4 separate regions of the Homo sapiens genome follow, and all the other regions are linked to region 4. A link is a contact called in ENCODE Hi-C or POLR2A ChIA-PET data. All regions are on one chromosome and are shown on one strand. Each heading gives the region's core, a stretch centred on a gene start or an enhancer-like site at or near the end of the contact. The rest is flanking DNA. Distances are from core to core; before and after follow the strand shown. Region 1 overlaps HDAC4 (histone deacetylase 4). Region 2 overlaps HDAC4 (histone deacetylase 4). Region 3 holds the start of CAPN10-DT (CAPN10 divergent transcript). Region 4 holds the start of NDUFA10 (NADH:ubiquinone oxidoreductase subunit A10).

The links. Hi-C counts contacts between places; a loop is a spot of excess contacts on that map. ChIA-PET counts read pairs that join two places held with the same protein, here RNA polymerase II (POLR2A). Pooled maps may share reads with other maps.
Region 1: a pooled map shows a loop between it and region 4 (7-fold over the local background). The contact joins the enhancer-like site here to the promoter of NDUFA10 in region 4. A Hi-C loop is called at or near these places in 4 of 50 pooled maps. POLR2A ChIA-PET finds 5 or more read pairs at or near these places in 3 of 52 experiments (BJ, HEK293 and WTC11).
Region 2: a pooled map shows a loop between it and region 4 (6-fold over the local background). The contact joins the enhancer-like site here to the promoter of NDUFA10 in region 4. A Hi-C loop is called at or near these places in 4 of 50 pooled maps.
Region 3: a loop to region 4 is called in a map of ascending aorta, with 19 times the contacts of the local background. The contact joins the promoter of CAPN10-DT here to the promoter of NDUFA10 in region 4. A Hi-C loop is called at or near these places in 8 of 168 maps with a recorded cell type or tissue (CD14-positive monocyte, CD4-positive, alpha-beta T cell, CD8-positive, alpha-beta T cell and 5 more), 8 of 37 single-sample maps with no recorded cell type and 18 of 50 pooled maps. POLR2A ChIA-PET finds 5 or more read pairs at or near these places in 7 of 52 experiments (A549, B cell, CD4-positive, alpha-beta memory T cell and 4 more).

Annotation. Positions count from the first base shown.
Region 1 is chr2:239,367,895-239,370,594 of GRCh38, forward strand. All of the region lies in intron 1 of HDAC4 (histone deacetylase 4), which reads right to left. Among named protein-coding and RNA genes, the nearest start is that of MIR2467, 17 kb to the left of the region's middle. RefSeq lists enhancers at 1,705-2,024, 2,045-2,204. Within about 2 kb of position 1,281, at least 12 of the 41 ENCODE cell types and tissues checked have a DNase peak (open chromatin) inside an H3K27ac peak, as active enhancers do.
Region 2 is chr2:239,288,435-239,291,273 of GRCh38, forward strand. All of the region lies in intron 2 of HDAC4 (histone deacetylase 4), which reads right to left. Among named protein-coding and RNA genes, the nearest start is that of MIR4269, 16 kb to the right of the region's middle. RefSeq lists an enhancer at 2,756-2,839. Within about 2 kb of position 1,262, at least 10 of the 41 ENCODE cell types and tissues checked have a DNase peak (open chromatin) inside an H3K27ac peak, as active enhancers do.
Region 3 is chr2:240,585,022-240,587,721 of GRCh38, forward strand. CAPN10-DT (CAPN10 divergent transcript) reads right to left here and starts at 1,295. Exons shown (of 1, transcript NR_103792.1): 1 at 1-1,295. CAPN10 (calpain 10) reads left to right here and starts at 1,713. Exons shown (of 12, transcript NM_023083.4): 1 at 1,713-2,031. The coding sequence starts at 1,891. RefSeq lists enhancers at 1-269, 1,260-1,439, 1,491-1,785, 1,724-2,550 and a silencer at 1,750-1,979.
Region 4 is chr2:240,023,896-240,026,595 of GRCh38, forward strand. It overlaps NDUFA10 (NADH:ubiquinone oxidoreductase subunit A10), which reads right to left and starts at 1,447. Exons shown (of 10, transcript NM_004544.4): 1 at 1,332-1,447. The coding sequence starts at 1,406. RefSeq lists a silencer at 1,374-1,633 and an enhancer at 1,442-2,271.

The DNA.
Region 1 (2,700 bases), core at 31-2,530, 660 kb before region 4:
TTAAACCTGGGAGGCGGAGGTGGCAGTGAGCCGAGACCACACCACTGCACTCCAGCCTGGGCGACAGAGTAAGACTCCGTCTCAAAATAAATAAATAAATAAATAAATAAATTTCATGTTTAGACTCAGGTCCCATCCCCAAGATATCTCATTATGTATACGCAAATACTTCAAAATCCAAAAACTCTGAGAGCCTGAACACTTCTGGTCCCAAGCACGTCAGAACGACAGTCAGCCTGTGCATCTCAATCATTGAAGCTAAAGCTCTTTGGAGTCCATGCTAATTTGCAGGAGTGTGAAGGGCTCCGGAGTTTGAGAACCGTGGCTCTGCAGGTGTGTTCCAACCCTCTTCCTTCGGAGACACAGGAGGGCCCTGAATGTCAGATGTGAGGGATGTGGGGCCCGCAGAGACACAGGAACTTGGCTGTGAGGAATTCAGGGACTAGCAAAGGGGGCGATGAGAAGACCCTGAAATGCACCGTCCAAAGCACAGTACCATCTTGCGTGGCTGGCGCTGCTGCATTTCACCTTTCTTCACGTGGAGGGGGTCTCATCAAGGCAGCAGAACAGCTTCTTGAAACAAACTCAAGATTGACAGGGTGCCAAGCAAGAAAAACTGGAAACTGACGTGTCCCAGCCGCCCACCCACTTCCTTCTCCATTGGGGGATAACAGGGGGGTACAAGTGAAGGGCCTCCGTCCTGAGGAGAGGGGCACAGGCTGTTTCCTCCAGACACAGACACTCCTCAGTGGTCAGGACCGTCCTCTCCATGCCTGTCTCAAGCTGCAGGTGCCTCTCCTGCCCAGGTGAGGTGGGAGACCTGGGCAGGCAGCCCTCCCTGTTCTGCAGGTGAGGTGCTTATCACTGCTGGAGTGGACCCTCCTAAGTGTTGCGTTCTTTCGGACCAAAGCAGTAAATAAAGGTGCTTTGATTCCAGGTGATAGCCCAAGTTCCTCCCCAACTCTACTCAAAACTATCGATGTCGGCATCGACAGCTGAGGCTGCCCTGCAGATGGGAACCCGCAGACAATCCTGGTACCTGCTGCTGTGATTATTCACAGCCGTCAGAGAGCCCTCACCTGGGGGGAGGTGAATGCCAACCCCACGGGTGACACACCACTCCCCTGGTGACCCCAGGGAAGCTGCAGGAAGGTGACAAAGGACCTGCACACACAGGCAGTGGACAGGCTCGCCGGCAGGGAGGAATCCTCTCTGTTTGACAAGACACAGACAGGCCCTCTCTGGTGACAGTCTCCAAGAAAGGAGGGAAGGCTTGGACAGATGCCAACAAGCGGGAAGGAAGACAGCAGCACGGCCCATTCCCCGACGGTCCCCTTTCATCTTTCCAGGTCTGAACTGCCCACAGTTCTGAGTTTTGGGTCCCAATAAATGGACGTCTGGACCAAGAGCATGTCTACGGTTGGAGCTCACACCTGCTGGTGGCAGCAAGCCGACTGCCCGGCGGGGGGTGGGCAGCCCGGGAGCCACAGGGCTCCCCAGAGACAGCCGCTTGGGCTGCAATGTCTCCAAGCTACAGTCCCGCTAACCCGGTTGGTTTCCCAAGCATGTGAGCGAAACTCAGAGGTTCGTTAAACTCCTACTTTCTAAGTTTATTTATTGTTGCAATTGTTTACAAAAAGCATTTTTATTTTAATGTAAAAAGCAAAGCTATTTCTATTTTAAAATAAATTAAAACTGCTGCAGATAATCAAGAGACGGGTCAAGCCCTGCTCTCATTTCCGCGTACACGGTGTAGCTGGGCATGAAGTACTTATAAACTCATGAAGTCAAGAAGTGTTCAACACAGCGCCTCGGAAGCCAGGTTGCTGGATGACACGGCCCATGACGTCTCAGCAGGCCTGGGCCACCTTCTCTCAAGCAGAACACACAGAATCGTAGCCACCTTTCATAGAAAACAACGGAAATGAAGAGCTTAAAGGAGCTGAGGACAGTGCAGGGTGCATGAAAGGAAGTGGCACAGATGCCTGAAGGCTTGTACTGAAAGTGGCGTCATGCCCTGATGGGAACTTCCCATTCCTCCCTGGTGGGCGGAGAGAATCATAGGACCGCCACATCCTGTCATCTCCACTTTTCTTTCTCTTAAAGAACAGATGATTGCAGCGTGGCTGGCGACACACTTCATGAGGCAGAGAAAAGCACGCCCAGATGCACGGGGCCCTGTACAGGACGGCAGGCCGTCTGCCCTGTGTCCCCGGGACTGGCAGGTCAGTGAGGGTAGCATCCCGACTTTTCCCAAGGGGCTCTGCGGGGTCAAAACAGAGTTTAAAAATGCAAAGACAACCATGCAACCCTTAGCCATGGGCCACCAACAACCGTCAGAGAGTGGTGCTAGAGGTCCAAAATGCTGCGCTGAGGGAGGCACCCCACAGCTCTGAAATGTTCCAACTCCCTCGATCCCACTGAAAGACATGGCTCGGGGCTCTCCTGTTAAAGGGTAGAGTAAAAGCAGGTATGGTTCTCGCAGGCAGGAGACAGGTGCCACACCAATCAAGATGCAGTTTTAAAGACTGCTACTTAGCAGACTTGTAAAACTGGATTTGCCCAGAGACAGACCAAACCCAGTCAGCACGGGCACTCTGGACTCCCTGCAGCGCCCCCCTGAATCCAGGCCTCCCTGCTCCCTGCCTTGCCAGCCCTGGGGCCTGTGAAGCATGTCTGGTGTTTTTCAGGAGGTCATGC
Region 2 (2,839 bases), core at 12-2,511, 740 kb before region 4:
GAACTGGAATTCCCAGCTAGCACAGTAAGACAAGGAAAATAAACACAGGAATTGGAGAGGAAGACACTAAACTAGCATCGTTACTTTAACAGTCTTTGTCTTAGAAACCCTGAAGAATTTACAGAAAAAAATTTTTAGAAATTATAAGATTTTAATAAGATGATTGGATATAAAAATAAAATATAAAAATCAACTGCAATTCCAAAAACTAGCAAGGGAAAACTTAATTAAAAAAAAAACGTATTGTCTGCAACAGAAAAACAAAACAACTACAATCTACCAAAGAATAAAGAATAAATCTAACTTGACACGTACAAGACCTTTATAGAGAAAATTATAAAAATCTATTGAAAAAAGACAGTAAAGAAGACCTGATGGAGGGAAAGAGAAGCCACACACACAAATATACTGTCAGGATGCCAACCCTGCCTTCAAATTCATCCATAGAGTCAATGCAATTCCAATCAAGTTTCAGGCTAGGCTTTTTAAAGGAACTTGTCTCTAGACAAGTCACAGCTTAGGAGGAGCTGGGACAATTGCAGGGAGGGGGCTGAGACAGGGGAGTGCGGCTGCAGCGCCTGTCAAGGAGACAGTGCCCTGCTGGCCCCAGGACAGGCTCTGGAGCAGCTGAGCACAGGGAGGGTCCAAAACAGATTGAACTTGGAGGATGAGCTGGCCGCACAGCTATCCCAGAGAAAGGGTGTAAAGTGTCAAACATTATGGTTCTCAAAATGAGAAAAGAAAATGAAACTGATCCCCACCCTGCACCCCACACAAAAACCAAAGGCTTAAGTATGAAAGACAAAACGTCAAAGGCCTTAAGAGAAAATATACAAGGTTATCTTTATGGCCTTGAGGTAGGGAAGGTTTTTTGGTGGTTGTTTTGTTTTTAAATGAAATACGAAAAAGCACTAACCACAAAAGAAAAGGTCTGTGTTTTGTCTTAGTCGAGGTGTCATTTAAGAACTGTTTTTGCATATAACTTTTCTTATGTTACAATATGTGTGTGTGTTTCCAGATCAAGGAAGTCGAGTAAAACACTTCTAAGTAACATTTTTTCCTTCTTCACTCACTAAACCTTTACTGAACTCCAACTAAGTGCCCAGCACCAGGCCAATAAAGAATAAAAAGACAGGAGGAGCAGAGGTCTTTTCTTCTGGAAATCCAGGCTGGGGAGAGAGCACACATCACAGGGCAGGAGCAGCAGCCCCTCAGCCACTGTGTTGGGCACGCAGGGCCCCTCCCAGCCACCTGGCTCATCTGATGTGGGAGCCCACGGAGAGCAGAGAGCACCCCCCAAAGTCCCCGCCTGATGGGGCACCAGAGCTCTGCCCGCTGCCTGATCCTGCCCAAACTCTGAGAATGCCCCTGGTTATAACCCTCCGTTTCCCTACTGTACACACTGGTGCACAAATCTGCATAAACCCTCACTTCATAATCATCCTTCAAATTACACCTAACCTTATCCTCTTGATGGTTCACCACTTCCTAAATTTTAAAACAGCATCGTGATCTTTACTCACCATTTTTGAGTTAAGGAAAACAAATGAGAGAATAAAATTAACAAAGTTCTATCAACTACAGAAAAGATCTTATTTTCTAATCCAATTACGGCAAATAAAAAAGGCATCAAGAGTTAATATAAATGTACACTCCATTGAAATGGCTTAATCAAAAGACACAACATTAACCAGGAAAAATTCACTCAAGTCTTGTCATTCAAACTTAAAATATATCAACATTTTTACTAAATTTATTTTTTTTCAAATGTGCACTAACATTTTCCATGTTATCAGACTTTACTCTTACCTAGTTCCCTGTCAGCTGAGCTAATTCCTTAACTATAAAGAAACAGAGCACCCTAAGGCCAGGCTGTGGGGACACCCAGAACCAACGGCACGTGACATGAAGCACCAGCGACATGGGGACACCAGCACCAATGGCGTGAGGATGTCCAGCACCAATGAGTGGCCCATTTTATGTGGCTGAAGGACACCTTCTGTGTGGACTAGGGAGAATATGGTAAAACTGGAGACCCTAGGAGTCTTCCATATCACCCCAAGAGAGTTTTGGAGAGAAAGGGGATTTAGAGTGTCAATCTTTAGAAAAATCAAACAGGCAGGGCAAGCTCCTGAAATGGGAGTAGGCACACACACACACACACACAGGCACGTGCGCACAAGCAGTCACGTACACACATGTACGCACACACAACCACACATGCGCGCACGCATGCATTCAGTTCGCACGCGCATGCACACACACGCACGCACACACTCACATACGCACTCACGTACGCACACACGCGCACGCACTCACACACACACCACACACGCTCCCGTGTTTAGTGTGTTTCTAGGGCACTATGGGGAGGGCCGGGGTTCTATACAGGGCCTGGCCCACCTGAAAGTCCATGTGAAAGGCAGCCTCCAGGGCTCCTATCAAGTGGGTGGCTTCGCTCATTCACTCAGGAATTTTTCGTGGCACAGTAAGGCAAGGGGTGGGGATTTTTCTTTAAAAGCTTTATCCAATCATGACTAATGGAATAAGTGAGCCAGGCCTCAAGAAAACCGAGGACAAAAGGAAAGAGCCGTTCAGAAGGCAGCGCCTGCCTCCACCTGCTGGTGCGTGCCCGGGACAGGGAGGACGGCAGGTTTTACCAAGCACTTTCAAACAGAAATCCAAGTTCCCAACAAAGAAAACCCCAAATACAATAGTCCCTGGGGTCCTTGTTCAGCCCCCTTTTGACTGGGACGCTGCCGTCGAGTGCCAGGGGGTGTTATGACAAAACTGAAAAGCATGGCGGGTAAGAACGTTCCAAGGCATGGCTCGCCTGCCA
Region 3 (2,700 bases), core at 45-2,544, 560 kb after region 4:
GAGAGCGGCACAACAAAGGCTCCCAAAGGAGAGTCGGGATCCTCAGCTAGCCTCAGCTCTGCTACCCACCCATATGTGCCCAGAACAGGAAAGATACGTGTTTCTTACTCCTCCGGGACTCCTAGGTGAAGCTGAGACCAGGCTCTTCTTGAGTCCTCTCAGCTATGGTGCAACCACCAGCCTAGCAAGGAATCAGAAACATCTTCCGGAAGAGTCAGCACCATAGAGGGTGCTGAATGGGCAATGAAGCATCCCGGAGATGAAACATCTGGGCAGTGAGGCATCCCACAGGTGTTGGGCTATGCAGTCACTCCCTTTCTCAGACCGAGGCAAGTACATAAGCACTCTGGGCCCCTAATCAGGGGCCTGGGGCCAGGTGGGATGAAAACAGCAGTGTCCTGCCACCTGAACAACTGCTACTCACGCAGGCCCCACCTGGCCTCTCAGAGGGAGGAACCTGGGACTCCTGAACCAGATTCAGTTTCTCCTTCAACAGCCGGGACTTTTCGCTCCTGACTGCAGAAAAACAGCTTCAATGTGACCATCCTTGATAGTCCGAGGCTGAGTAAAATGGCCTGAGGAGGCAAAATCTGAAAAGCTCTATTAGGTGGCAAACTGCTGTCACTAGAAGAGTTGAGGCCCCCTTCTCCTCCCCTGCCTGACCGCCTTCATTCCTGGGAATGGAACAGGTTCTTGGGGCAAGGGTGAATCCTCGAGCAGGTCCCAGGATCACTATCCTCACCTCCCCGCGGCACTGAATGGCTATAGCTGTAAATGTGCGTCCACGGGGTCACTGTCCAGCCACCAGGACCAGGTGCCTGGCCATCTGGGGAATCGGAAAACGCTCAGCGGGATGCTCTGGCCACCTCCCCTGCCCCCAGTTAAGATGTAGAGCGTTCAACCTAAAATGCCTAGAAACAAAGCCCAGGCCCGGGAAGGTCGAACGAGTGCGACGCCGCTCCCTCAAGCTCTTCCCTCGGAGCCGTCTCATTTCCCAAAACTCCCAAACACATCACAGAGAGAGGTGTTGAGCCAGGTGGTCACTCCCTTTTCCAGAACCACAGCAAGAAGTTGAGCCTGCTGGGCTCCTAACGAAGGCCCTGGGGCCCGGTGGGATGAAAAGCCCTATTAGGTAGCAAACAGCTGTCACTAGAGGGGTTGAGGCCCCCTTCTCCCCTGCCTGACGACGACGGCGGCAGGAACTCGACCGGCGCCGGACAGCTCGCAACTTGCCTTACCAAGCGTAAATCTCGGTTCCTCCCAACTACCCGCGGCCACGGCCTCCGCAGCAGAGCGCCGGAAGCAGAGACGCGTTTCGGGAGGAAGGTGCATGCTGGGAGCGGCGGCGCATGCTGGGAGCTGTAGTCTGCGACGCAACTCGGCCGAGGTGGCTCCCTGGTCCCTGAAGCTCCCAGAGCCCGCGTGTTCAGGCGGTCCCGACACCCCGGCCCGAGCCTCACCGGCTGGAGGACTGAACGCCTGCCGGCCCTCCGGGTATGAGCGGAGGCCGGGATAGCCCTGGGCTCCGCCGCCCCCGGAAGGAAAAAATACAGTGCGGTCCGCCGCCCGACCACGAAAGAGCGGAGCTCGGGAGCCCCGCCCCCTGGGCCTCCGACGTCCGTGGCGCTTTCCGTCGCGCGAGTGCGATTGGGCCGCCTGTCACGTGACCCGAGACCCCACGCCCGGTTGGCTGCCGCCTGGTTACCAATGGGAGACTAGCGGGCCGGCGTACTGGCCTGGTCCAGCACCTGCGGGGCCCTCGGGCTTGGAGGGCTGGGCCGGGCGGGGAACGGGCGGGGCGGGCCGGAGGCGGCGGCGGCTGACTCGCCTTCTCTCCGGGGCTGCGACCCCGAGGCAACCGGCTGCAGATGGGAGCCCGCGGAGCCGAGGATGCGGGCGGGCCGGGGCGCGACGCCGGCGAGGGAGCTGTTCCGGGACGCCGCCTTCCCCGCCGCGGACTCCTCGCTCTTCTGCGACTTGTCTACGCCGCTGGCCCAGTTCCGCGAGGACATCACGTGGAGGCGGCCCCAGGTGGGGCCGTGTGGGGTGCGGTGGGCGCCGTTTCTGGTTTCTGAGATCTCCGCTCCTCGCAGGGAGCGGGGCGGGGTGGGCGGCCAGGGTAGCTCCGAACGCAGGGTCCGCCGTTGTTCTCCTCAGAAGTGGGCGCCCGGCCCCCTCTTTTCGTACCTCCTTCATACCCCCGCCCAGAACGAGCAGGACTCGGCGCTACCCTAAGGACGCTAAACTAGGTCGTGGCCTCCGCCTGCGAGAGCTCCAATCCAGGAGGCTCAGAGCGCTGCGAGAGGCGTTTTAACAGAGCCCCAAACCCCGCCCCACCTGTTTGCTTTCGCCCTGAAGAGCGTTTGTGTCTGCTCCTCCCGCAGAGAGGGCCGCTCGTGCCCCTCTGAAGTGGCTAGGCCGAGCCCACAAAGCAAAGCGTGATAGAATTTCAGTTTTGGATTTTGTGCACCTGCCTTTCCAGTTGTAACACCTAGAAATGGCACCTCCAAGGGATGCCCTGGCCGAGTGCTGTGTTCATATTTTTAGAAATGGTTTATCTGCTGAATAAGACTGCCCAGGGAGCAACCTTGCCCTAAGTGGATGCGGTCTTAGCGGAGACAACTGATGGCCGCCAGTCTTCGAACAGAGCTGGAACTTCTGGGCTCTCGTGACTGAGATGGCTTTGACAGGCCACCTGGT
Region 4 (2,700 bases), core at 197-2,696:
CACTGTATATCATGAGATATTCCAAAGTTGAAACAAGATACCACTACGCAGCTATCAGAATGGATAGCAATCCAAAGTAACCGACAGCCCCGCATGCTGGCGAGCACGCAGAGCAACAAGGAGAGCCTTCACTTCTGGTGGGAGTCAAATGGCACAGTCACTCTGGAAGATGGCTTGGCAGCTTCTTAGAAAACTAGTCTTACTACATGAGTAATCGCTCTTCCAGGTATTACCCAAATGATATAAAAATGTATTTCCAAAAAGAAATCTGCATGTACACGATTACAGCAGCTTTATTCATAATTGCCAAAAACTTGAAGCAACCAAGATGCCCTTCAATTGCTGAATGAATTGAAGTACATCCATGCAATGAGATATTACTCAGTGATTAAAAAGAAATGAGTTACCAAGCCACGAAGACATAAGTGAATCTTACATAGATATTTCCAAGTATTCAAGGCGTCTGAAAAGGCAATATATTGTATGATTCTAATTATATGACATTCCAGAAAAGGCAACTATGGAAATGTTAATGAGATCTGTGGTTGTCAGGGGTTGGAGAAAAAGAAGGGTTTAATAGGTAAAGCAGAGGGGAATTTTTTAAGGCAGTGAAGCTACTCTGTACGAACCTATAATGGTGGAGACATGCTATTACACACGTGTCAAAACCTATAGAACCTTATAGCACAAAGAAAAAATCCATAGAACCTTATAGCACAAAGAATGCGCTCAATGTATGCACATTTTAAAAAACGCATTAGGTAGAAGGATCCCAAGATGTAAGGCAGAATGTGACAAAGCAATCCAACTGTGTTACAAATGTATGAAACGATTTCACTGAAGAAGGTGGGGGCAAAATGCTAAGAAATGAGAGTAGTCAGTCAGAGTAAAGGCAAAAGGAAGCGGACACAAGCACTGAACTCCGTGTCTGCTCAACATGGCATCACCCAAGCACCCAGCAGGGCCCGACCTTTAAACGGCTCTTGACAGGGCTGCTACGTGAATTATCTAATGACAAGCGCGTGTGCCCCCGGCCTGCCACCTGCACACGGGCCTCCCGCATCAGGGCAGCCTCGGGGCCCTGATCACCTCCGCGCTCCAGCGTTTTGCTTAAAGCTGAGATAAAATGGCCTGGAGAAGCTCGTGGCCCCCTGAGGTCTGTCCACGACCAAAGACCAAACAATTCCGGAGGCAGGAGGGGTCCCCCAAACCCACCCGGAGAGCGACCTGGGAGCCGCCGCCAGAGGCCGGGGGAGATGTGGAACTGCTCCCCACCCCGCCACCCCGCCACCCTGCCACCCCGCCACCCTGCCACCCCGCCGCCCGCTCACCACGCGCTGGGCGCCCGCCGCCACGACCCGGGCGGACGCGGACGTCGCTGCCAGCTTCAGGAGCCGCAAGGCCATGGCTACCCGGTCAGCTCAGGATCAAGGACCCAAGGGGACGCGGTCGCGACGGGGCCCTCTCTCGCGGCCGGCGCGCTGCCGTGACGTCACGGCCGGGGTGCCCGCGGCGCCTGTCGGGAACCTTCCAGGGGGCGGGGCCGCGCCGAGGCCCTCGGGGGCTTCCGCGGAGACAGCCAGTGCGCTGCCAGGGTCCTGCGGGTTGGGGCGAGGGCCGAGAGGTGGGAGTTGGAGGTGAACGTGGGGGCAGCATGCTGGCTGCCCGGCCCCTGCCTGGGTTCTGAGTTGCTGCGGTGTCGCGGGAGCTGAGGCCGCCCAGGGCGTGGAGCGACTTCTGCGTCTCGTCCCAGGGTCCTGTGCTCCCCGCAGAATCCCCCAGGCGCGGTGTGGACGTCAAAGCGACCTCCTAGAGAACATTCCTAGCTCTCAGAACGTTCTCGCTGGGGAGGGAAAGTGGAAAAAGAGGGGGCGAGGAGCGGAGGGACGGGGTGGGACCCCTGTCGCGGGGCGCCTGTCAGGGAGAGGGACCTGGCAAGGCCGGCCTGGGTCGCCTCCGGAGCTGAAGGCTAAGTGGTCTCATCCAGGGGACCTGCTGTGAACACATTGAATAGCATAGAAAACAAAAGCACACGCTCCAAGTCCATCTCTTTTTTTTTTTTTTTTTTTTTTTTTTTTTTTTTTTTTTTTTGAGGCAGAGTCCCGCTCTGTCGCCCAGGCTGGAGTGCGGTGGCGCCATCGCGCTCACTGCAAGCTCCGCCTCCCTGGTTCACGCCATTCTCCTGCCTCAGCCTCCCGAGTAGCTGGGACTACAGGCGCCCGCCGCCACACCCGGCTAATTTTTTGTATTTTTAGTAGAGACGGGGTTTCACCATGTTAGCCAGGATGGTCTCGATCTCCTGACCTCGTGATCCACCCGCCTCGGCCTCCCAAAGTGCTAGGATTACAGGCGTGAGCCACCGCGCCGGCAAGTCCATCTCTTAAAATGTGCTCCCGTCAGGACCTGGGCTCTGGGCTCCACGAAGGAGCCTTGCATGTGAGGTTTCCTTCCAAGTATGCCTGCTGTTGGGAAGGGTTTTTATAATCTTTTGTGTTCCCCAGGCTTTTTGTTCTTAACCCCTTAAATATTCTTTAACTTTGTTTTCAACTTTTCAGAAATGATCATGCGATTGTAAAACAGTGGGAATGCAGCTGTGTAAACTACGGCCGGTTCTATGGATGTTTCTATAATTGAAGAATTGCTTTTTGTCAAAAATACGGATTCCCGGTCCCCAACGCAGGAGGGTCTGGTTTTTAGATC